Linked DNA regions of Mus musculus: regions 1, 2, 3, 5 and 6 are each linked to region 4. A link is a loop called in an ENCODE intact Hi-C map of the cell type or tissue named here. Cell type or tissue: heart. All regions are shown on one strand.

Region 1 (4,000 bases), 61 kb after region 4:
GTATGTCTATATCTGTGTCTGTCTGTGTCTGTGTATCTGTATCTCTGTGTGTCTATATGTATATGTGTCTATGTATGTCTGTGTGCCTGTGTATGGATGTATCTATATCTGTGTGTGTGTATCTGTGTGTGTCCGTGTCTGTGTGGTGTATGTGTGTGTGTGTCTGTGTGTGTCTGTTTATACACCAGAGGAGAACCTTGGGTGTCCTGTTCATTTATTCCTCTCCTAATTCCCTTGGGAATTCTTAGCAAGGCTAGAATCCAGTGAGCCCCAGCAATCCTCTTGTTTCCACACTCGCGGTGTCACTGGGGTCGTAGGTGTGTGTACAGCCATACTCGACCTTTTATATGGGTGCTGGGGCTTTGAACTCATGGCCTCATGCTTGAACAGCAGCCTCTCTTACCATTAAGTCAACTCCCCAGCCTTTCTTTAAAGTCTTTATGTCCATTTACAGAGGAGGAGCCTGAGGCTAGGATAGTCTATAGGAATCATGATAACAAGGGCGGGGTAGTCTGCCTCCAGAGGCCTCAGTCTGGACTGTGCATCAGCAACTTCACAATGTGTAGTGTCCTGTATCTCCTCAAATTATACAGTATTCGCTGTTCCCTGTCCCCCTGTTCTACAGATTGGGTGATAGGATCCTACCGACCTGACTCAGTTTACCCAGAAACATGTAGTTAATTAATACAGCACTGGAAGAAGCCCACAGTCCCTCATGCACACAATCCATATACACGCTGACCGCGCAGGTGCTCCAGGGACCTCTGACCTCCTCCCACAGCCTAATTCTGAAAGCAAGTTGCGCCATTCAGGGGCGGGCGCCAATTCCAAGATAAACAAAGCAGAGAGGGCTTGGCTCTCACACATACTCTTTGTCTCAGTTGACACCCAGGGGATCTGCGGGCATTGAGCAATGTATACCTGGCCCTCACTTATCTGTGCAATGATCAGGCTTCATATAAAAGTCCAAAATGTGCACCCCAGCAGTTCTGTCGCTCTTCAAGCGTGTGTAGCAGAGATTTGCTGGCAGGCAGCAAGACTAACTGACCTGAGCTTTAAGCTTGGTTCCTTTCCCCCAGTCTTGAGGCCATGCCAAGCATTGTTACAGCTTTAAAGTAAGGCAAAAGTCAGTTGGCCTCCTGGGAGCCAACACAGCTCTGTATAGAAGGCTCCCTGGGACCTGCAGTGTTTAAGAGAGCTCTGCTCACGGCCTTGGGACTACCTGGGTGGCTGACCAGCTCAGGGGTGGGGAGGCCCGAAGAAAGATGAGCAGGCGGTAACTTCGTGATGAGTTTTGCCAGGTAAACCATGAAACCTTTCTCTTCAGACACAGGAGAATTCGAAAACAAAATAATGTCAGTTGAGACGTGTGAGGTGTGTGTGTGTGTGTGTGTGTGTGTGTGTGTGTGTGTGTGTGTTTCATCTTATATTTGACTTCTAAGAGGACTACAACAAGTTGCTCATGAAAAAAAAATGACAAGAATGTTGTGTAAATAGGCCAAACTAATGGACACTGTTTGGATTCCCCTGGAGGGAAGAGTGATGTAGCTGTGATTGACAGGGCCCGGGGGGTGCTTCTCCTCTGCCTTAAGCTCAATGTAGTTACACAGCGTGTTCATACTGTAATTGTTCATCATGTTTTATACTTATTGACTGAGGTCTTTCCTGGGTGTGAGCTCTACTTCACTTAAAGACTGAAAGCCCTTGTTTGTGTTTGTGTATATTGTCAGGCAAGGGTACTCAGCTTCCTTCTCGGTGGAGTCGATTTGGAACAGCCTGGGAACTAGGAAACAACTCTGTCTAGAATTGTCAGGGCTACCAGAGCCAGAACACGAGGCTCTGTTTGTTTGTTTGTTTGTTTCATTCTGCTCATCAGTATCTTGAGTGACTTCAGGGTGGACTCCTCGAAATACAGAATGATGTCACTTTGGGTGATCCATTGTGGACAGCCCTCTGTGAATAAAGGAAGTGCCGGCCGAGGCTGGGTACAACTGTGACATCATCTCTCCCATGTCCCTGTCCTGCAGAGAGAGGAGCGGTAGTGAAAGTTCACAGAGGAGCAATAAGAGCCAGAGTCAGCAGGCGGGGCCACATGATACCAGGGCAATAAGAAAGCTCGCAGGAAGCAGCAGCCTCTGCTGGCACTGGGAAAGCTTGGGGTGAGAGGCATTTGAGCAGCTCTCAGAAGCACTGGAGGATTTGGATAAGAAGTAGACAAGCGGGGAGCACTGTGAGAAAGTCCAGAAGGTGCTCACATTCTCCACTCAATGCCGACCAGCTCACTTAGGCTAAGCGGCATCCCTCAACTGCAGCTGGGGCTTGAAAGGTGAGCTGGGGTCTCGCTGTGGCTGGGTAGTGTGATTTCACCTGGGAGGCCTCGGGAATTGGAAAGTTACAATCAGCTCTGGTACCTCCAGCAAAACTCGGTTTCCAGCCTTATGGCTGTACAGCCACCATGAATTACCCCGTCTGTCTCAAATTAGCATTTTCTAGGTTTGGCGTATTTCTTTCAGTTGTTCTCATTTGGACCCATTGCTGTTCCTGTTCAGTAGTGAGCCACGGGTGCATAGCTTCTGTGAGCTCACTGTGACCACCCTCTTGGACAGCTAAAGACCTCCCTGTACCTGATACTCCTTCTTCCTGACCAAGCACAGTCATGGCCCCTCTGTCCTCCTTTATCTTGCTGTCTAGTCTCACGGTGGCCTGTGTCTATTTCCTTTCAGCCTGACTTGCATGATCCTTCATGACGATCTCTACCTAGATAAAGCAGCAAGAACGAGTCTGTTTCTTGGCAACTGTGTGTGGGAAGAGGGGAGTAAGAGAGAACACTAACTAACTTACACACGTTTTGCAAGAGGTTTTGCCGGTCAACCTTTGCCTACTATAGGACTCCCTTCTTCCTGATAAGGCTCTAGGCAGGGTTTAGGACCGTGGCAAAGACTTCATACTCTTGTTGAAAGTGGTCTGTATCGAGTCTGGGTCACTCAAACACTGTGAGGTCTGTCTGTTTAATCCCTTACTAACCTTTTGCTGCCAGATCCTTGGTCCTTTACAAGGTGGGAAGAGGTAACTTCTGCCAGCCATTACCTTGTCTCCTGTCCAGTAATGGCATTATTCTTATCAAGGGCATGTTAACTTGACAGCTGAGATGTTCCAGATTAAATATTATGATTGGAATTGGGTTCAGACTCTACCATGGCTCATTTTTCATCCTCTGAGGATGGTATCAGAATAAGAGGGTGAGAGGAGGCTTGGCCTCAAAGCCCAGCTCCACAGCACTCAGTTGCTACATGTGTGTCTTTAGCATGTTGCTACATGTGTGTCTTTAGCATGTTTCTTGCCTGGCTCGGTGATAAGGGTCAAACACGATAATCTCTATGAACACGTCAGCAAACTCGGTGCATGGGCTGGGTCTGCCCCTCCCTTTTCGAGCCCAAACTTCTAGCCCTGACCAGGATGCTAGATGCTACTTTATAGGGTTTTTTTTTTGTCAGGACAACCTGGGAATGGGAAAGCAGGTGTCTGGCTGGCTTTGTATTATCACAGCAGTTCTCAGCCTGTAGGTCACAACCCCTCTGGGGAATGCCTACCAGATACTTAACATGATGATTCATAACAGTAGCAAAATTACAGTTATCAAGTAGCAACAAAATAACTTCGTGGTAGGGGTCAGCACACCACAAGGAGCTGTATTAAAATGGTGGCAACATTTGGACTATATGATGATCTTCTGTTCACTTACTTTAATCACTGTGCTTGTAGTCAGGAATTATTTATTTTCATATAGAGATACCACTGTATTATTCAATTATCGAAGTTAATCATCCACCATACAGTTCTGTCACATCTGCTTAATGAATCTATTCGAAAAATAATTTTCTTGATGGATGTGTCTCCTTGTCTTGTTAAATGACTGAGTTCTGAATTAGGGGACTTGGCCATCATGAGGCACACCACAGTGAGGGTCACGGAAAGTTTCCCAAGTCACTTGGGAAACCAG
Region 2 (4,000 bases), 93 kb after region 4:
TTTGCCCTGTTTCCACTCTCTCTTGAGTGGTTCCAAACCAGTGCCTGTCTGTTCTGGTCCTCTTCCTGTGTGAGTATAATGCCTGCCACCATGCTAGCCACGTTGCCACCGAAAGATAACAGCTGTCACGGCTAAAATAATAAAACCCATGTTCTGGGGATGGCAGTGGGAAGACCGACAGAAGCCACTTGCCTATCAGCCCCATAGAGCAGCTGAATCAGTGCTGCCAATCACCTGCCAGTGCCATGATGAGGTCACAGAAATGTCTGTCCTACATAAGCCCTGGCTAATTGCATCACAAAACATCTGCTACCGAAGGGATGAAGGAGAAAACAGTCGGAACAAATCTATGACATGTTGATGTGTCAACCTCAAGGCAGCTATTTTAGTGCAAGGGACATATTTTAGTGGGAAAGACAAATTATTAATTATTTAGCATTTTTGTTTTTGTTCCCTATGACATGTTCAACTGATATTATGCCCATCTGTTTGAACAAGATCCATCTTCATTTATCTTTTTTGGATTATTACTGTTATTGTTATTATCATCATCATTATGACTGCTATTATTATTATTATTATACTGGGGCATATTAAGCAAGTTCTTACCACTAAGCTACATCCCCAACATCTTTGTTTTGTGATATAAATCGGTGCTTCCAATAATTTTTCGGGAGGAATTTTAGAATGGTCACCCCCAAACACCTCCAAGTCAAAAATACCTTTCTCTCACAGGTCCCTGTAGCTTCGTTGCTTGTTTTGAGTAACGATGAGGGAGGAAGGGCTCTGTGGGGTGGATAAGGGGAACAGATGTCCAGTTTCCCCAGTACGCACTGCTTTGACCCTGAGAGTGAGAGTTAGAATGTAAGCAGGACTCAGAGAATAGATGGTTAAATGCTAGCTCACAAGTAAAATATAAAGACCATGCATGAGGCTCGGGGACGAGGGTCCTTCTTTCTCTCCTGGAGGTGTTGTGCCAGGGAAATATTAGTAATCCCCCCCAAAAAACAGACAGGAGATGATTGGATGCAACTTACAGCAGGGTCTTTACTCTATTCAAGCTAGCTCAGGCCCCTCAGCTCACTACCGACACGCATGGCAGTTCTGGTGGTGGGGAAGCCCCAAATGTCTATCGGGGCAAGGCTTTATAGTAAACACAAGCAGGGAAGATGTGTGCAAGCATCAAATTGGAAAGCTCCTGTGGCCTTTAACATAATTGGCTGGTGCTGGGAGTCATATCATAAACTTAACTTCTGTTCCCCTCTGCATTGGTGATCGTTAGGCAAGGAGTGGACTTGTAACCTGGGCATGCAGGTTTGTTGAGGGAACAACCTGGAGATACTGGTCTTGTTGAAAGTGTAACCTGGAAACGCTGGTCTTGTTGGGGATTAGCCTAGAGACTGAAGCTAGGCCCAGGTTTTGTTGCGGGGGCAACTTGGAGACCAGTGGAGTTCAAACTTAGGCCAGGCTCTCTAAAATGGAGTCTGAACTTAAAAACTTTGGCATCCAGAGTCAGTTAGTTAACTGGTGTCTTATGGCCTCCATTCCACCCATCCCTACCTTCAGAGACCCACTAGGAGCCCTACTCAAGACCCGTGGAACCCTTAATTGGTTGCCCTATCTCCTAAGAAACATGATGAACTCCACTTGCTGAGGTTCAAAGTCCAGGGTGTAGGTATGATAATGGAGCTAAGAAGCTCACAAGGGCTTGGCTAAAGCTGTCTGTTTCCAGTGTCTGACTGCTAGCCACTTACAAAGGAGGCAGAAAGCCAAGGTTTAGACAAGGAAGAGGCTAGAGGTCCTGGAGGTTCATGTAAGTGACAGGGTCCTTTGAAAGTGCCCCACCTATGTTAAGAAGTATAGACTGATTTGAGTCCAACTGGTGGCAGCCCTATAGGATCCTGGTGTCTTTACCAATGATCAAGGTTTAGAAAAAAGAATTGAGCCGCTATCATCAAGTACAAAACCCTGGAACCAACCACCCAGAATCTCCCAGATTAATAACCACGAGGTAACCAAAAGACATTCTTCCCTCTACCTTTACCCAAGCTGCCCCAAGGGAGACCTACTGATAGTATTGTCCAGGCCTGAAGAGACTTTACCCATCACAGCTGGTTAGTGACTTCTGAACTTGCAGTTTAGGGACTCCATGCTAAAAACTGGGTATACTACGTAAGCACATGGAGGGATCTCCACAGCCGTTGGCTACTGGAGAAGTTACGCCTTTGTTCGTACCATTCCTTCTACCATGGCTCTCACCATGGGAAGTGTGAGAGGGGTAGACACTGTCCCCTTCTGACACTGTTGTCACGAGCCTCCCGTGGCATGTAGACTGTTGAAGGTCATCCTAAGATCACCAAGCTTGGGCCATCTCAGGGGAACTGGCAGGTTCCTTGGGATACAGCTCCTCATTGCTGAGGCTCTAGCAGCCTCTAGGGGTTGCCATGGGTTACTGAGTACTTGGTACCTTGTCTGGAATCGTTCAAGCTGAAGTTCTAGATATTTCCTCCAGGCGGCTCCAGAGAGCACAGTGGGTTTGATGATGGGACCTCAGCCAGGCCTCCATTGGCTGATGGTAACCTGGAAATGGTTAGAGAAAGGGCCAAGGGACCCAGGCTGGCCCTGTGGTCAGTCAGCTTGACTGGGTGCAGCTAAGATTTGCCCCCATTCTCAGGGTGTGTACGCACCACAATGAAGCAGATTCCCGGCCACCTGCTCTGACGGGCCACAGCATCCCATCCCTCCCTGAACCCTCCAAGGCTACAGCAGCTCCTGCTCTCATCCTAAGCTCCTCAGTGTCCAGACAGAGGCATGGGAACCCTGTAGGGCTGTGCAAAGGGCCTTCTGCCTTCTCCAGGGTCTTATCAGTAGCCCCTGTCACTTTCCAGGATTTCTTTTTCTTTTCTCTTTTTTTTCCTTTCTTTTATGAGTGTGTATATGTGCATGCATGCATGTGTGTGTGCACACATGCTCTTGTGCATGAGTACCCACACATGCACACATGTATACATACATGTATGTAGAGTTCAGAAGTCAATATTGGGTTATCTCCTTCTATACTCTCTACCTTATTCTTTAGAGACAGACTCTCAGTGAACCTTGATTTTGCCAATTCAGCTGGATCATGTGGCCAGAGAGCCCTGAGAAGTCCTGTCTCCACTCACCAAGCATGCCCTGCTGAGCTGTTTGTTTGTTTATGTATTTGACGTGGGTGCTGGGGATGAAACTCAAGTGTTCACACTCGCCTGGCAGGCACTTTATTGTGAGCCCTCCCCTCAGCTCTTGGGTGCCAGTTTTCAATGATTTATCTCGAGATCGAATCCAGTCCTGACACTCTCTGTGTGAGCATGCTCAGCACCGCTCATTACCCTGGACAAATGTGAAACCCCATCTCATGGGCCCCTTTCCCACTCTGCTCTCTGAGCATGACTCCTCATTCTTGCCAGGATGAATTCTCTGAGTTTCCAGTGTCCTGCCTGAAACTACATGGTATCTCCTCTCAGAGCTGAGACTCTGAGGATTTCATGGTCCTTTCTAACACATAGGGGTGTGTGTGTGTGTGTGTGTGTGTGTCTTTGTGTGTATGTCTGTATGTATATATCTGTGTGTCTGTGAGTGTGTGTCTGTGTGTAAGTATGTATCTGTGTGTGTAAGCTTGTATATCTGTGTGTGTTTGCACGTGTGTCTGTGGGTTTGTGAGCGTGAGTATGTATGTATCTGTGTATGTCTATGTGCATATATGTAAATGTGTGTGGTTGTATGTGCATGTGAGTGAGTATGGGTTAGTGAGCATGCATGTGTGATTGTGTGTGTGTGTCTATGTGTGTCAGTGTGTATGTATGTCTGTGCAGGTCTGTGTGTATGTCTATGTGTGTCTGTGTGTGCCTGTCTCTATGTGTGCATGTACACAAATGTGTGTGCTTGTATGTGGATTTGGTGACTGAGTATGGGTTAGTGAGTACATGTATGTGTGTGTTTATGTGTATGTGTGTGTGTGCAT
Region 3 (4,000 bases), 54 kb before region 4:
AGCGACGTGGCCAGGTTCCTCCTAATCTAATCACTTTGAGATTTCATAGCAAACTCTGAAAGCTGGGCTGTCGATTCCAGCTTGTCTCCGTTGCACATAGCAAAGAGAAACAATGATTTCATAAACACATTTATTAGAAAAAAAGGTAAGAACGTTGGCTCATTTTAGAAGCCCGCTTCTCTTTCTTGCCTTGATAGCGAGAAGAAACCGGTGCTGAATTGTATGGAAACAATCACACCATAGGCTGAAGGTGTAAAACCCTTTCCCAGGATGACGGAAGCCCTGCATTAAGTCCCTGTTCCTGCATGATCCAAGTGTGGGCAGCCCAGACCTACAATCCCAGCACTCAAGATGTAGAGGCAGGAAGTGCAGGAGTCTGAGCTTATTCTCAGCCACCTAGTGAGTTGGAAGCCAGCTTGGGTTACAGAAGACATTTTCAAAAAATCTTGAAAACATTTTTTTTTTAAAAAATCAAAAACAGAAAGTAAAATCAAACCTGTGACGAGTGTTGGCAGGAAAGTCACTTTCTCTCTGGGGAATCCTCAGCTCTCTCTTGTCTTTGTGGGGAGTGACTTCACCCAGCACTGCTGTTTCTGTCCAGGTTAGCAGACAGTCAGCCTGATGGACTTCGTTATCTTTCAGACCTGGGTAGCCTGGTGGCAATGCCTGGGGACAGTGCTATTTTCTTGGGAATAATAAAAATAAGTAAATCTCTTTTGTGGTCTTTTGATTTTCTTTGGGTCTTCTTTTGAAGTGGATTCTTTTCTGACCCTCTCTCAGAACTCCATATCTCAGTCCGGACTAGTTTAAATAACATTAAAGATTTTTTTCTTTGCTCTCTCTCATTCAGATCAGGCATTGAATGGGTTTCCTCCAACTCCTGGATCATTTATTGAATCAGAAAAATGATTTCTTTTGTGAAGCAATTTCATGGCTTGTTATGTCCAATATGTCTGTAAAATTGAAGGTTGCAGAGCCTTACCCGAGAGTCTGTCTTTTTGCAAAGATGGAAAAATGAAAAATTTTGATAAAAGACTCACTAAGCCTGTGCCATTGTCCCTTTGGGGTCCTCATGCCTTGAGGGGCATCGTTGGGGTATGATCAGGCATTTGTTTTAAAGCCATGTAAGGAAACATGTGGCTTCACACAACATTCGAAACTTGAAATATGTCAATAGGTATTAATGAATCATGAATGATAGAAAGTTTCACTATTTTGGGGAGAAAAATAACAGAAAAAAAAACAGCTAGCTGGCTTTTCTTTGGCATTTTCATGCACGGTCACACTGTATTTATACCTGTGGCTTCTTATAGAAGGCAGGTCTAAGGAATCCTGTGCAACTTACCTGTGTCACTTCATTATCCTGTTGCTAAGCTGTTAAGCTTAGAATGCAGACTTTAGGCTTAATAATGTAAAAGGTAGTGTCTCCCCAGGGCTGTAAGGAGGGATCTGTGGTTAGTAATACATACTGCATTTGAAGAGAGCCTGGGTTCACATCCCAGCACCCACAAGGTGGCCCACAACAAGCCCAAAGTCTAGTACCAGGGGATCTGATGCCCTCTTCTGGCCTCAGTAGGTACTGCATGCATGCGATGCTCTGCATGCAGACAAAACACCCATGCAGACAAAACACCCATACACAGAAAATAAACAAATCTAAAGAAATTAAAATGCTGGGCATGGTGGTGCACGCCTTTAATTTCAGCACTTGGGAGGCAGAGGCAGACAGATTTCTGAGTTCGAGTCCAGCCTGGTCTACAAAGTGAGTTCCAGGACAGCCAGGAGAAACCCTGTCTCGGGGGAAAAAAAAGAAAAAAAAGAAAGAAAAAGAAATTAAAAGTTTAAATAGCATCTCTATAAGAGTGGGTCCATATTTGCTTTGTAAGGTTTATGTAACTCAACCCATAGGAATTAGCTTAAAGTGCTTAGGAGACAGGAGGCCGAGACCCTTTCCTGGTTCCTTCCATATCCCATGGACTCTGTGGCCGATGCCCTTGGATGACACTCGGGCTAGAAAGTCATAGACAAATTGCATCTTGACGTCAGAACGGATGGGGGAGGAGCACCTGTTGTAGCTTGAGCCATTTCCATCCATTAGCAATAGAAATAGCTTCAGGCAGCAGGCTTGAAGGTTGCCATTTGGCCAGACGCTCTTTTCCCAACAATTCTTTCTTGAATACCTGCCGTGCTCCGGGGGCATGGTGGTAAGCTTTGAGCATGCAATGAACCCAGTGTCCTGAGCTCTGACTTCATGGTTGCCACTTAAGTGAGCCACTGAGTTTCTTTGGACTTTGCTTGAGAGGAGGAGCTCATCTTAACCTCCTAGGATTGCGTTTATGACCTGACATACTGAAAAAGCCCAAGATATTAAATCCCGACGTCTTTAGGTCAGGGTGGCCACACGGCCTTGGATTTTCTAAAACCAGCCTCCTTGCTTACACTCTGTCTTCGTCCACTTGCCCTCAAGTGACCCTCCCTTTGTCCTTTGTCTTATTGTGACCTTGGCATTGTCTGCTCTAAAGAGGACCCCATTTTCCTGATTGCTCAACAATGCTGGCTTCTCTCCTACTTTACACAGTCCTCCTTAAGGGAGAGTCTGAAGATGAAATGACAGAGACGTTTGATTGGACCTTGGAAGGAGAAGAATGTCCACAGATAAAAGATACTGGCAGGGGAAGCAAAAGTAGTTTTCTGCATTAACTACACAAGACAAATCAGATACTCCAATCAACAACACAGAATACAGTTATCATGGGACATCTCTGTCATTTCCTAGAGTCAGAAATAAACAGAGACCAGTTTTGGAGCTGGGCAAGTGGCCAGCCTTGTCGTTGGTGGATCGGAATGAGGCAGGGTCATGCTTGAATAAGGACGCCGGCGGCCAGCTAGAAGCAGCATTCTCTCGAGCACGTGGAAGCAGCTGAGACTTGAAAACACTTGGGGCCAAGCTGTCTGCGCCTGTGGAAGAGAGACCTCCATGTACTCTAAAGACTCGTGACCCTTCACACGCTCCCAGATCCTCTTTTGGTTTTGCTTTATAGCTCATTGTATCAATTTTATGTCTGATCCTATTGGCTGAGGAAGACCCACTACCACCCATGCCCCTGCCCAACTCACTTTCTAATGTCCGGGGAAATCTGTGTCTTTGACTCTGACTGTTCTCTGTCTCTCTCTCGTCATTTATCTGTCTCCAAGCTCCAATTGCACATATGTGTCTACATCACTTGGAGAGTGAAGAAGGACCTCCAGTCTTGTCCCTTAAGTGACTGAGAAGTTCTTGTCTCATTCTTTTTAAATCATACAACACTGACAGAGTGAAAGACTCCAGGGGCCACCTCTTCTTTTCTCTGTCTTGAAAGAAAAAAGAGACTGCAATTAGAAACAGCCAGACTGTAGAGTGTAGGAAATGCTTTCTGTGAAGGGCCAGGTAAGAAATATAATGCTCTAAGGTTTGAGGGCCATGTAGTCTGTCACAACTCCTGAACTTGACTGCATTTCATTAAAGCAGCTACAGGCAAGACTTGAGCACAGATGGGTTTGCAAACTTCATGAATACTGAAATGTTGACGTCATCGGACTCTACATGTCATGAACTCTTTGTCTCCTTCAGCTGTTTAAAAATATGAAAAACATGTTTAGCTTACAGCTCTATAAAAGTAGGTGTGGCAGGGGCCTAGAGAGAGGGATCAGTGGTTAAGAGAACTTGCTAGAGGATCCAAGTTTGGTTCTCAGAACTCATATCAGATGCTTCAAAGCAGCCTCTAATTTGTGCTCCATATTGGATGCTGTATTCTGGCCTCTGAGGGCACCTATACCACCCCCCATACACACACACATGCACAAGCACACACATACACACATATATAAATATATACAAACATATATATGCACACAAGCACACACACATATATACATATGTATATAAATATACACAAACACATATTTATGCACACAAGCACACACACATAAATAAAAATAAAACCTACAGAATAAGGTAGCT
Region 4 (4,000 bases):
ATATGTATGTATGTATATGTATCTATATTTCTCTATATAGATATGATACACATTGCACTTTCAATAAATGGTAGAACACTATATTCTCCAGCACCTTGCTTTTCTTCACTTAACTATACATGCTAGAAATGACTCCACAGAGGGCCATCGCAACTGCTACACTTGTCTAATACTCCACTAAGTCGACATGCTTGGTTCCCTGGTCTCCTTGTGAGTGAATGACACATAGGTCAGGTTGTCCTCAGTCTTTGAAAAGGCCTCCTATCGAGAGTTCTTTATCTTTCATCAATGCCTCTCACAGGACTATCAGATAGATGTCTTAGACTTCCATCCTGATCTTGTCAACTTCTGGTTCAGGGAGCCCAGCAGCTTGCCAAACACCCACAGAACAAAGCTGAACTTAATGTTGAAAGTACATTCCCCCCACCCCCTACCCCCGACTCTCCGTTCTTCTACCTGATCCCTTTTTGCCTGAAGACACCCACTAAACCGACACCTTGAGGGTCCCCTCCCCCACCCCCACCCAACGCACAGACCTGTTTTCTCTCAGCCAGCTAGGGGGATAAACACCTCCTCCCCTCCCTGTAGGCAGATCACACTGCACTCTGAGCCTGTTAGGATCAGTGATTTAAAACCTGCCAATCCGGTCTCAGGGGCACGTCTCACGAAACCACTGGACCTTGTGTAGTTAATTTGGGGGTTAGGCAACCGATACCGCATTGATTACCAATCAGTACTTTTTCTCTTCAGATTCCAAATTCCTTGTGGGCAGGGAGCACTCGCTGGGACTAGAGAACGCTCAAGTGGAAAGATGTCCCGGTTTCAAAGTAGCTTACAACACAGTGAGTCACACAAGCACAATTAAGATACACAACACAGTGGGAGTGCCGCTCCGTGGAATACTAGATGGGAAAATGCCCCTCCGTCCTGGAATCCTTAGCCCACTGTCCAGGTCCAGGAAAGCTGTCCAGCAAGTAAGTGTGCCTGTTGAGTGAAATATGTATATATATTTCATTAAGGCATCCGGCAACCTCCTGTGTGCTCAAACCCGTCTTTTTTATCACACTCAAGTGGGTCCATAACCTGTGCCAGCGTCGCTCATCTGAGCCGGGAGAGGCGTGGGAGCGCGTGGGCCCCGTTCGCAGGCAGGGAGGGCAGCTGAGCCCGGCACCTGGAGCGGGTCTAGGCGCCGCGCGGGCGCAGGGGCGGGGAGCGGGGAAAGGGGCGGAGACTGTCGCCCGCCTCCCCACCCGGGCGGCGGCGCAGGGCCGCGGGGTGTCGGCAGCAGCTGCAGCGGCCCGCGCCACCCCCTCGGCCGCGGCTCCGGGGCGAGGGTGAGCGGAGCACGGCGAGCAGCTGCCACCCGGCGCCGAGTGGAGCGGCAGCCCCGGAGGACGCAAAGTTGTCAGTCTAAGCGCAGACATGCCGGGCAGCGACACGGCGCTCACCGTGGACCGGACCTACTCAGACCCCGGCCGGCACCACCGCTGCAAGAGCCGGGTGAGGGCGCGCGCAGGGCGGCGCGGGGGTGCGAGTCTGCGTGGGGAGGGCGCGGGCCGGGTCGGCTCGGAGGCTCAGCACCGTAGAACCCAACGCCGGCCTCTCCCGGCCGGGAAGGTCCGGGGAAAACCTGCGGCCCGGGGACGCTGGGCCACCGCTGGAATCGGAGGCTAGCCAGTCCTATTCCACGACGGTGTCGCCGGGCTCTCCTCCCCGCCAGAGAGCGCACGCTGCCTGCCGGGTCCCCGGGACTCCCAGGGTCTGGCTCCCTCCCGGCACAGCCACCTGCAGGGCTCTGCATTGCTGCTGCGTCCCCTGCCTGGCAGCTGAGTCCCCTGCACTGTACGCCCGGGACGCGCTGCCCAGGTCAAAAGTCGATCTCGGCATGGACGCTCCGGAGTTGGGAGCCGTGCAGAGCGGGTGCCTTCGCCACGGTTTGCAGCCTAATTTGCTGTTGCTGATTTTGGCTGTGAGCGAAAATAGCTCTTCTGAGCAAGCTGTGGAGACCGGCCATGGAGGGCTTCACTATAAAGACGGAGGCCACAGCCCCAGCTCTGGGCCCCTCCTGAGGAACACTTTCCCTTTTGGGAAGCTCAAGTGTCCAGCAAGGATGTGACACCCCCCCCCCCATCCCTTCTTTTGACGGACTAAAGTGCCATTTGAAACAGCACCTCCTCCACTCTGGCAGGCGGCACCTGGAGTTGTTCTCTGAGCCTCCCAACTTCTGGCTTGTCCGAGGAACTGGGGATTCGATGTCGGCTTTCTTGTATAAAGTTCGTAGAGATAGACCGGGCAGAGTTTCTACCCTTCCACCTCTAAGATCAAGTTGCGGCCATAAGTGATAGGCATATGCAGGGGTCCCTTATATATAATGTGGGTATGCAGTCACAATTTGAAACAGTAGTCGATTCTCCCAGAAGTGGCATGTTTACCTCATTTCTCTTTTCACTTTAGCGCCTCTTAATCAATTTAGGAAAAATGATTAAAAAAAAAAAACCCACAAATTTAATGAGTTTGGTGGAATCGCTCCTGCATCGACCGACTCTTTCTCGGTTTCATTAGAAGTTTCATAACAGTGCACCAGGAAAGTATTCCCAAACTCCCTAAGAAAAACATTTAGAGTTTTGGTTACCTGCAGTCAGAAGTTTGCTTGGGAGGGCAACTACTCGCGAACCCAGCTGACTGAAGGAAAGGTCTTTTTTCATAAAACATTTGTAACCCGGTGGGGGTGGGGGACAAACGTAATAGAGCAGTCACAGGTGAGACGGTAATGCTAAGATAATTTGAGAGCCTGGGTTGTCATAACTTAATGGTCTCTGTAAGCAAGCAGGGTTGGTAACTCCTGGGGGCTGGTGAGCTTGTTGACAAACTTGGAATGAGCTTGAATGAGTTGTTGCGGGTCAGGTAGAGGTGGGAACTGGTGCTCACACACTCAGTTGGGGAATGGAAGGACTAGCTGAACTGCAGCGTCTTCCCCACACCTGTCTCTCCTTAAAGTGACCAAGACATCATGTCAAGGGGATTTTTTTTTTCCTTAAAAATCCTGCTTATCACGTTTTACTTGTTACATTATCAGTAGGGAGATACTGGATTTGCAAGTAAACTGTGCAGTACAACTGAGTTAGGTGCTGGATGGACTGACTAGTCTCTGTAATTAGTCCACTGGGCAGATGAAACCTAGTGAAGGCAGAAGACATGGGGGGGGGGTAGGGGGGCGGGGCAGGAGTTGAGTGGCCCAGATCACACAGTTCAAGGCCCTCCTAGTGATCCCGATTTAGCCTTCTGGACTGTCTGCTTTTAGTTGTTTTTTGTTGCTATTGTTTTGGGGTTGTTTTTGAAACAAGGTCTCCTTGTGTAGCCCAAGCTGGCTAGCAACCCACGATCCTCTTGTCTTAGCCTTCTGAATGCTGGGGTTAGAGGCATGCACTGCCACAACTGGCATTGCTTTTAGGTTTGTTTTGTTTTGTTTTGTTTTTGGTCTGCTTTCCTGTGGAGACATCGAGGCACCAGGAGAGCTACCATAAGAACTTTTCTCTAGTGGGGCTGGTGTAATTTTGCATCCCTCCTCAAGGCTGCAATAAGTCTGCTGGAATGAAGGCACAGCAAAAGCAATTTTGCTGTGGCAGAAGGCAGCACCCCATTAGGTGATCTGGCTGCTCCTCTGTGGAACTCAGTTTGATATAGCTATAAAAAAGCATCCTCTTATTACACCCAGAAAAGCACGCTGTGCAAGAGGAAAGCACCAAACCTCGGAAGGGCTTAAAGTTCTTCCTGTTACTCTCTCATTGGAAACAAACTAGGATTTAAAAAAGAATCCCTGCCTCTGGCAAACTAGCTTTTTTTTTAAAAAAAAAATGCAGATAATTACTGGGGTGGATGCAGAGGTGACTAACCTTTCAAGAATGGGTAGTTTCCTCCCCCCAAACACCTTGTTGATTAACAACCGTCATTTAAAAGATTCCCCTTGAGGTAACTGGGAAAACACGCATCACTTTTGCTG
Region 5 (4,000 bases), 87 kb before region 4:
TTCAGCTAGAGAGCACTCTTTTCCTTCTCTATGAAAGCAGCCCAGTCCTTAAAGTGCCAGCTCAGATGCCACCTGCCTTCTGGAAAAGACGCTTTTCCACCCAGCCGAAATTAATCTCCCCTTCTCCTGAGCTCCCACAGCCTCCTGTTGTATCTTCATTTAGCACATTCTTCATCCTGTCAGGTAATCCAGCCTTTTGTAGCTCTCGCCCCCCTGCTGGATATATTTTGGGAATTTATATTTCTAAGTAAGACACACCGAGTAGACGCAGCCGTGGCATTAAAGAATCGGTCGCCAGCGTGGAAGCCTTCCCAGCCTCTCAGTTCCACTTCCCAATCCACAAGGCAGGGCGTGGTACTCCGCTGTCTGCTGCTCCAACACAATGACCGATGAAATCGGTCGAGGAGAAGCTGAACCACGCTCATAGCTTTAGAACCTTCGCTATGTGGTCATTTGGGTCTATGATTTGGGGGCCTCTGGAGCCGAGGAAGATCAGGTTGGGAGCATGACAGGTGTAAAGATGCTCACCACTTGGTGGCCAGGAGCAACAAAGAGGAGAAGCTCGGATGCAAACATTTCCTACAAAGCCGCGCCTCTCACAGGCTGGAGGTGAAGACTTTCTGGTGTGAGATCTGAACTGTAATATGGGGACAAGTGGCATGCTGTAACTCTCACAGGTCGGACTCACCTCTGCCTTTCAAGAGTTCAAGCCCAAAGGTGGCCTCTGTCCTTCTTAAGGTCCTAACCATGAGCAGAGCTCTGTGACATCGAGGATGTCAGCGTTCAGTCCTTTAGAGTGGTCCTGGCTGCACTTCCCACCATGCTCTCCTACCCAACTTGTGTTACTTACTGTTATATGCTTATTACTAAATCTCTGACATAAACAGCCCAAGTTTGTTTTGGTGCCCGGGTCCATAGGACTTGGATCTGTTGATTTGGGGCTAACGGTGCAGTGACAATGTGAGTAGAGAGGGCTTTGAACTCATCTCAGACAGGGACTGGAGCATGAGGAAGAGACCAGGAGATGAGGAAGTCCCCTTCAAGGGACTTCCTTTCTCCAGCTGGGCCCTCCCTGCTGGTTTCCAGACCCTGTCCGTCGGTCTGTCCGTTATAACACCACTTGCCGAGGGTCTTTGATAAAGACCCACCTGTGGGAGACTTTTCTTACTAACCCGTGATAGCGCCCCCTCTGTGGCTTGCTTCCTGCTTCTCCAGCCACGTCATTTTCTCCTTCATGGAGGAAGGAGACCATTCCTGACTCCTGGGTTTCCCCGGAGGTTCCGCTCTGGCATCTTTTTTACTTTGTGCCTTTCCATTGGCTGGCCTCAGTGCTTTCAGAATAGTTAACCGCTCTGATCCGCTGCCTGACCCATTGCCTGGTGATCACCCCCAGAAACTGTCCCATGGTGCACAAGGTCACATGTCTCTCAGCCCTCCCGACCCTCTTGCATTTCTGCTTCCGATGGGCAGCACAGCGAACCACCCATCAGATCTGGGAATTACTATAATTCCTTGCTCCTTACCCCTTAGATCCAATCTGTCATTAAACCCTTTTGCTAAAGACTCAAATATGCCTTCTGCCGTGACTCTAACTCAGGGCTGCCTGGTTTCTTACCAGTGGTACTGGCCCTGCGCCACCTTGTAGTGTGCTTTCCCAGAGTGTAGCCCTGTGATGTCTCTAAATAAAAGATCTGGTTTATGGCAGCCGCTCGTTTGTACTCCCTCGGTGGCTCCTCATGGCCGTTGGAAAGAAAGTCTCACACACGCTTTGATATATGATCTACAAAATGCTCCCCTGCCCTTCTATGTAATTTTATATTAGACCTTCATGAACCATTTATAGTTTCTAAATGTACCCTGCTCTCAGAGATCCAAACTGTAATATGGGGACTCTTATTCAGTTTGTCCTATTTAAAAAAAAAAAAAAAAAAAAAAAAAGCCTGCAATGCCCATGCTGGCACCAGATGGGGGCAGGCAGATCCCTGAAGATCATTGGCCAGCTGGCCCGGCCAAATTCATAAGCGTCAGGTTTGGTGAAAAATCCTGTCTCAAAAATAAAGGTGAGGAGCCGGAGAGCCAGCTCAGTGCTTAGGAGAGCCTGCTGCTCTGACAGAGGAGTTGGCTTCATTTCCCAGTGCCCACAGCTCATAACCACCTGTAACTCCAGCTCCTAGATACCTTCTATCATCTTCTTTCAGGCACACACACACACACACACACACACACACACACACACACACACACAGGCACAGATGCACATATGTGTACACACGCACACAGTCTTTTAAAAGAAATAGGCAAACACGGAGAGTAATTGAAGAAATTATATGACATTGACCTCTACACACATGCACAATACACATGTGCACATACAGTCACACATACACTTATATACCTATGCACTGGTTAATTTTATGTCAACTTAGCAGAAGCTATAGTCATCTGAGAGGAGGGAACCTTAATAAAACAAAACAAAACAAAACAAAACAAAACAAAACAAAACACTGCCTTTATAAGATTGGGCTGTAGGATGGTTTGGGCCACCCTTGGGCTAGTGGTCCTGGGTTCCATAAGAAAGCAGGCTGAGCAAGCCATGAAGAGCAAGCTAGTAACCACTACTCCTCCATGGCCTCTGCCAGGTTCTGCCTCCAGGTTCCTGCCTAGTTTGAGTTCCTGCTGTGACTTCCCTCAATGGACTATGGCATGTAAGCAAAATAAATCCCCAAGTTGCTTTTGATCATACATAGTATACATAGCAATATATGCTATGTCATGGTATCTCAACGTAGCAATAGTAACCATAACTGGGACAACTCACATGAACATGTATATCCACCTTATAACAATACACAACAAGTGTGTGTATGTATACACAAATGTATGTATATACATATATATATGTATGTATGTATATACACATACATGTATGTGTGTGGATATATATATATATATATATATATATATATATATATATATATATCTCCAAGGGAAGGCTTAACTGGGGACCAAAGAGCCAGAAGGTGCTGATAACATAATTGAACATGATCTAAAGGCAGCCGATCACATGCCTGTCTGTGTTCCATACGGCAATCTCCTGCCTCTTGGGTGGAGCTAGAAACAGCTGAGCTGTCTCCACAGTGGGCAGGTTCTAGATCAACTTACCCATCTTTCACTGGTCTTTGCCAAGGTGTCTGAAATGGGGAGTTCTTGTATGTAAGGCTGGAGAAGGACACGTGTGTGCCGTGTGGGAACAAACTCAGGATTCAGCTGGTGGAAGAGAAGGTGGAGTGTGTGTGCCCCAGAACAACCGGCAGCCTCGGCGGCCATCCTGCTTTGGCATCCCATGCTGGTCCACATTTCATGGTGCAACAGACTGGTTGCTTCCTGGTACCCACACACATTGCTAATTGTGGAGGATGCTCAGTCTCTATGGTGACGTTGCCTAAGGTTCAGACTCTCAAGTATAACCTTCTGTCCTGGATGCTCTGTTGGGAACGTTTGGTTGCAAACCACAGAAAAGTCCAAGAACAGTGACTGAAACAAGCAGGGGTGTATTTCTCTAACGTGATGGCAGATCTGGAGATAGGCTAGTTCAGATCCTCATCAGAGCCACTCAACACTCTGGTTTCCGTTGTCATGGTAATACCAGGTGGCTTAAGTCCCAGCCATTGGGTCTATGTTGAAAGGGGTGGGAAGAGCTTTCCTCATCAACTGTATCTTCTTTTATTAGGAAATAACAAAACAGATGTTTACTCGGGTTTATTTTTTTCCTTCACCAGAACCATCGTACATGGCCATCGGCAACTTCAAGGGGGCCGAGAAGAGTATATTGAACAAGGCATATTAGCATCCTGAATAAAATCGGGATGATGTTAATGAGAAAAGAAGGAATGAAGGTTAGTGAACCCCACCCTCAGGGGTCCTCCATATTCCCACCAGCCGGCTGAGTACTTGCCCTGTTTACTGCTGCGAAAATCCCCTTAGCACTGCTCTTTCCTCT
Region 6 (4,000 bases), 110 kb before region 4:
GCTCCTCTGGGTGGGCTCCAACAGTCTGGAGTCCACTACTTTCAGGAGACATGTGTGGTCATCCTCTGTAAGAAGGGAATTTAATACATTCCGGTACAATCGTGTTTACCTTTATAAGTAATAAAAGGAACAGGGAATTCATTGTGTGTGTTATGTGTATTATACGAATGTCTCTGTGTGTGCATGAGTATGTGCATATGTCTCTGTGTTCATGAGTGTGTGTGTATGTGTGGGGGTGGCTTAAGGCCCTTAATACAAATGTATGTGTGTTATAGAAAATAGCCTTTCTATTTAAAAAATAAAAATAGGGAATTGTTGTCCTTCATTTCAAACAGGGATACCAAGAACCATATTTTTAATGAAAGCTATCACCTAATTAATTAATTAACTAATTAATTAATAAATATGGCCAGTGTTGTATAAGGCCAGTGTTGTGTAAGGGGTAAAAAGGTGTGAGGTGTCCCTACAGCAAATTCTTCCCCTGGAGACAGACCTGAGATGGAAGGGTCTTAGATTATGGTACCTAGAAGACAGACAGACCTGGGATGGCAGGGTCTGAGGTTATGGTACCTAGAAGACAGATGATTATGTGGAGGCTCAGGCTCCTGGTCTTCTGAGGAGAAAGGCAAGCAGGAGTTTACAGAGGAGAGACAGGTTGTCATCTGTGGAAATTTCCAAATATCTGGTGCTGCTTTCCAGCCCGAGCATGGGAGAAGCCAGTGCCTGACACCTGGTAGAACTGTGCTTTTTCTGTGTCAGTGCTGAGCTTGGGTTTGTGTGACACTTAGAGCTCTGTGGGAAACTCAGCAGATAGAGTGCTGGGCTTCATGGCCTCATCCCTTTGATCAGCTCCAGCAACTGCCTAACAAAAAGCATCCGAAGAATAGACCCTGGCTTGACGTGAGCTCACACGTATCCAAGCCGCCAGTCCTGTTGGTCTTCAAATCTGAGCTATGCAGCGAAAGCTATTACCTTTCGTGCAGGAACTCTGCACTGGGTACCATGGGGCATCTGCGGCAGATGCCAGGCATCGTGGAGGGGGCGGTGACTGTGTGACTGGGATGTGTCCCTGTCTCTTCACACGTGCGGTTCATCAGCGGCGCGTAAGCTAAAACGGAAGACGTCATGAAAGAACATGAGGACCAAACAGAGGGACGTGTTTAACTGTGTGATAGAGAAATTAAGAAAAGCTTCATTGAAGGCCATTTGACAAAGACCTAAGAAAGTGACACACCCTGGAGAAGACGCTGATCATCTGTCAGGCCAGAGAAGCCATGGGACGGATGACTCGGAAGAGCTCACTCTGCTCTTGTGGATGACCTGAGTTCAGCAGTTGATTCTCTCCATCTTGAGGGTCCGGGGGAACAAAGTCAGCCGTGGCGGCATCTCACCAGCTCATAATAAATGCGTTTGTAAGAGGGAGGGATTTAGAGGAGATACAGTCCTTAAACTATCTGACAGATGCGCATTGCTACATGGGGCAGGGAATGTGATTTTTCCCTAGCATTCAGACTAAGGCAGCAAACCTGACTTTGTTTCTGGAAGGTGGAATTCCCCCCCCCCCAAACATTGTAAAGAAGCCCTCTACAGTTAAGATTGTTTTCCATTGCAAAAAGTCCCTAAATCCAGGCAGAAACAGCGGGGAATCTGAGAGCAGAGCTCAGGTCTTCCACAGCCCTCACCATCACCGCCTGCTGTGGGCGTCCACCTTAAATCGCTGTGGCTGTTCCCTATAATCGCCAGCAGGTGGCAACAGTGCTGTCTGTGTAACCGTTGTTTTCCTGTTCCTGGTTTTACTCTGGAAGCCACACACAACACGCATATTCATTACAGGATCATTATAGGCAAAGCCAGGAAATAGAGGTGAGCAAAAGGGAGTGGAGGGAGGGAGCGGCGCCATCTGTACATAATCACTGCCGTGGTACAGTCTGCCTTTGTCGCACACTGGCCCGAACCAGCTCTCAGCAACCTTGAGTGATCACAGAGGTGAGGATCAGTAATGAAGCAGAGCCCACGGGAGCAGCGGTTTGCAACCTTCCTAATGCCGCCACCCTTTAATACAGTCCCTCATGGGGTGGTGACCCCCTAATCATAAAATTACTTTCATTGCTACTTCATAACAGTCATTTTTATTGCTGTTATGAGTTATAATGTAAATATCTGTGTTTTCCGATGTTCTCAGGCAAGCCCTGTGAAAGGTTCGTTCAAATCCCCCAAGAGGTCACAACCCACAGGCTGAGAACTGCTGCACTGCAGGGACAAAATGCACAAACGAACAAGTGCTTGTCCTGGGCTGTAAAAAGTACCTGGGAGGCTCATTTCCCACCTTCTTGTTGCTCAGACAACAATCCAGCAGAAGGCTGTCCACAGGGCTGGCATTTTTAATTTATATTTGTTATGTATGCATACTGTTTATTGAAAGTAGAATCACTTGACACGTTGGTATATATACATTTCGTCACCTTCTCCCATTAATAACATGTTGCAGGTATGTCTCTGAGTCAGTGTACCTCCACATTTCAGTGACCACTTAACAGTGCATCGTGGACTGTAATAACCACGTGGTTTTTACAACTTACAACTATAATAAGCATCCTTACAAAGATTATCTTTGCACATGCTTCTGTGTACATTTGCTTTGTTGGGATACATTCCTGGAAGTGAGACTGTAGAATCATAGAGTATATTCATTTTTAAAAGCATCTCCAACGGGATTTCAGATTCCTTTCTGAAAGAATGTAGCAATCTGCCCTCCCACCCGCATCTGCTCTCTTAGGCGCTCTCCCACACAGGAAAGAATTTAGTAAGTGTTGCCTATCCAGTAGGAAAAAAAAAAGCTTGAGTTAATCTTACTGATGAAGTTAGCCGGGTGATGTTGTTATTGTGGTTTTTAATATGGTCGTTGCTACTTTGTACTTATCCTTTACTTCAGATGTGGTGGTGCAGGCAAATTAATCACCATATGCCTATACTCCTATCTGTTCCCAGAAACCCTTGCTTTACTTATTGTTTTAGTTTGGGAAATGCAAACCCAACTCACAGCAGTTCAGACCATCCCAAAAGTGGGGGCAGTGGTTGAAGCCTGTCACTCCTGCTGTCCCCTCCATAGCCGCGGACACTGTTGGAAGGGGTGAGACACCCCAGCTGCCAGGCTATTTTCAGATGATGGTGGGAGTCTTGGGTTAAACCTGCCATGCTGATAGTCATATAAAACAATGTGAAATGTGACTTTAGAATCCTGAGTTAATTTGATGGACGTAGACAGCCAAAGGGATAATTGAAGCACCAGAGGGGGACTTGCTCAGCAGAATCCTCTAGTTTTCTTGTCTAGAACTGATTGGATTAACAAGGATATCGCTCTCTTCAGTTCCTAGGCTGATGTGTTTTGAGGAAGACCCACGGGGAGTCTCAGCCCCCCACCCCCATCCCCACTCCCACCCCGTCTATAGTTCAGAATCTAAATATAGATCCCGACCAGGAGAGCAGTTCTCAAAAAGAATTTTCCCGAGTTGCTCTGATGTCTAAAAAGAAGACAAACTTCCAGTGAGGTCCACCCCCCATCTCACATCAGCCTATTGCCTGGTGCCTCTAAAAAGGCAAAATCCTCCAAGCAAGATCTGTGTGGAGCTGGGACCTGAAACGGAAATTCATCAAAAGCTAAAAATCATCATAAACTTGCCCTAAAGCACCAATCATTGACCATCATTGGCCACCAGCCCTAGAGAAGGACTGGCCTTCAAAGGGAGGCAGAGGAAGAGTCACTGAGAAGAGAAGCCTCTGCAGGAGATGCGGGGTACAGTGGCATGCTTTGCTCTGAAATTGGCCCTGGTTGAGGATGGCTTCTCAAGGGCCCTTTCCACGGTGCTATTGGCCACGGTAATTGAGAAATTGTAGAAATGGGAACTTTAATGACTTCCTCTGATGTGTGTATCCAGGTGTTCGGCTCAAGGGGCAGCGCTTCTCTCTCCCTCTGCTTTCTGGCCACACTGACAGGATGATA

The links. Hi-C counts contacts between places; a loop is a spot of excess contacts. Peaks named below come from ENCODE experiments on the same cell type or tissue, not always from the same donor. Only the 100,000 strongest peaks of a DNase experiment are listed, where the experiment ranks them.
Region 1: a loop joins it to region 4, with 2.6 times the contacts of the local background. A loop is called at or near these places in 11 of 42 quality-filtered maps.
Region 2: a loop joins it to region 4, with 8 times the contacts of the local background. A loop is called at or near these places in 13 of 42 quality-filtered maps.
Region 3: a loop joins it to region 4, with 2.7 times the contacts of the local background. A loop is called at or near these places in 9 of 42 quality-filtered maps.
Region 5: it touches region 4 in a loop (2.1-fold over the local background); 11 of 42 quality-filtered maps call a loop at or near these places.
Region 6: it touches region 4 in a loop (5-fold over the local background); 11 of 42 quality-filtered maps call a loop at or near these places.

What each region holds. Positions count from the first base shown.
Region 1 is chr10:94,574,127-94,578,126 of GRCm38, forward strand. All of the region lies in intron 1 of Tmcc3 (transmembrane and coiled coil domains 3), which reads left to right. Among named protein-coding and RNA genes, the nearest start is that of Mir7211, 10 kb to the right of the region's middle. In heart, a CTCF peak has its summit at 2,134; DNase peaks (open chromatin) are centred at 825, 1,105 and 2,095; H3K27ac peaks cover 1,694 bases.
Region 2 is chr10:94,606,966-94,610,965 of GRCm38, forward strand. Gm32898 (a long non-coding RNA gene) reads right to left here. Exons shown (of 5, transcript XR_001779842.1): 4 at 723-4,000. Among named protein-coding and RNA genes, the nearest start is that of Gm32898, 15 kb to the right of the region's middle. In heart, no CTCF peak of the experiment used is centred here; a DNase peak (open chromatin) is centred at 2,456; H3K27ac peaks cover 334 bases.
Region 3 is chr10:94,460,033-94,464,032 of GRCm38, forward strand. It overlaps a transcript of Tmcc3 not described here. Among named protein-coding and RNA genes, the nearest start is that of Gm32827, 36 kb to the left of the region's middle. In heart, a CTCF peak has its summit at 1,562 (motif pointing left); DNase peaks (open chromatin) are centred at 2,039 and 2,879.
Region 4 is chr10:94,513,605-94,517,604 of GRCm38, forward strand. It overlaps Tmcc3 (transmembrane and coiled coil domains 3), which reads left to right and starts at 1,253. Exons shown (of 4, transcript NM_172051.3): 1 at 1,253-1,500. The coding sequence starts at 1,423. Gm40743 (a long non-coding RNA gene) reads right to left here and starts at 1,275. Exons shown (of 3, transcript XR_871960.2): 1 at 1,084-1,275; 2 at 728-984. In heart, CTCF peaks have their summits at 1,731 and 1,937; DNase peaks (open chromatin) are centred at 1,237 and 1,747; H3K4me3 peaks cover 3,198 bases; H3K27ac peaks cover 2,466 bases.
Region 5 is chr10:94,426,744-94,430,743 of GRCm38, forward strand. It overlaps a transcript of Tmcc3 not described here. Among named protein-coding and RNA genes, the nearest start is that of Gm32827, 2.3 kb to the left of the region's middle. In heart, a CTCF peak has its summit at 1,976; no DNase peak of the experiment used is centred here; H3K27ac peaks cover 189 bases.
Region 6 is chr10:94,407,116-94,411,115 of GRCm38, forward strand. It overlaps a transcript of Tmcc3 not described here. Among named protein-coding and RNA genes, the nearest start is that of Gm32827, 17 kb to the right of the region's middle. In heart, a CTCF peak has its summit at 1,745 (motif pointing right); a DNase peak (open chromatin) is centred at 1,756; H3K4me3 peaks cover 666 bases; H3K27ac peaks cover 680 bases.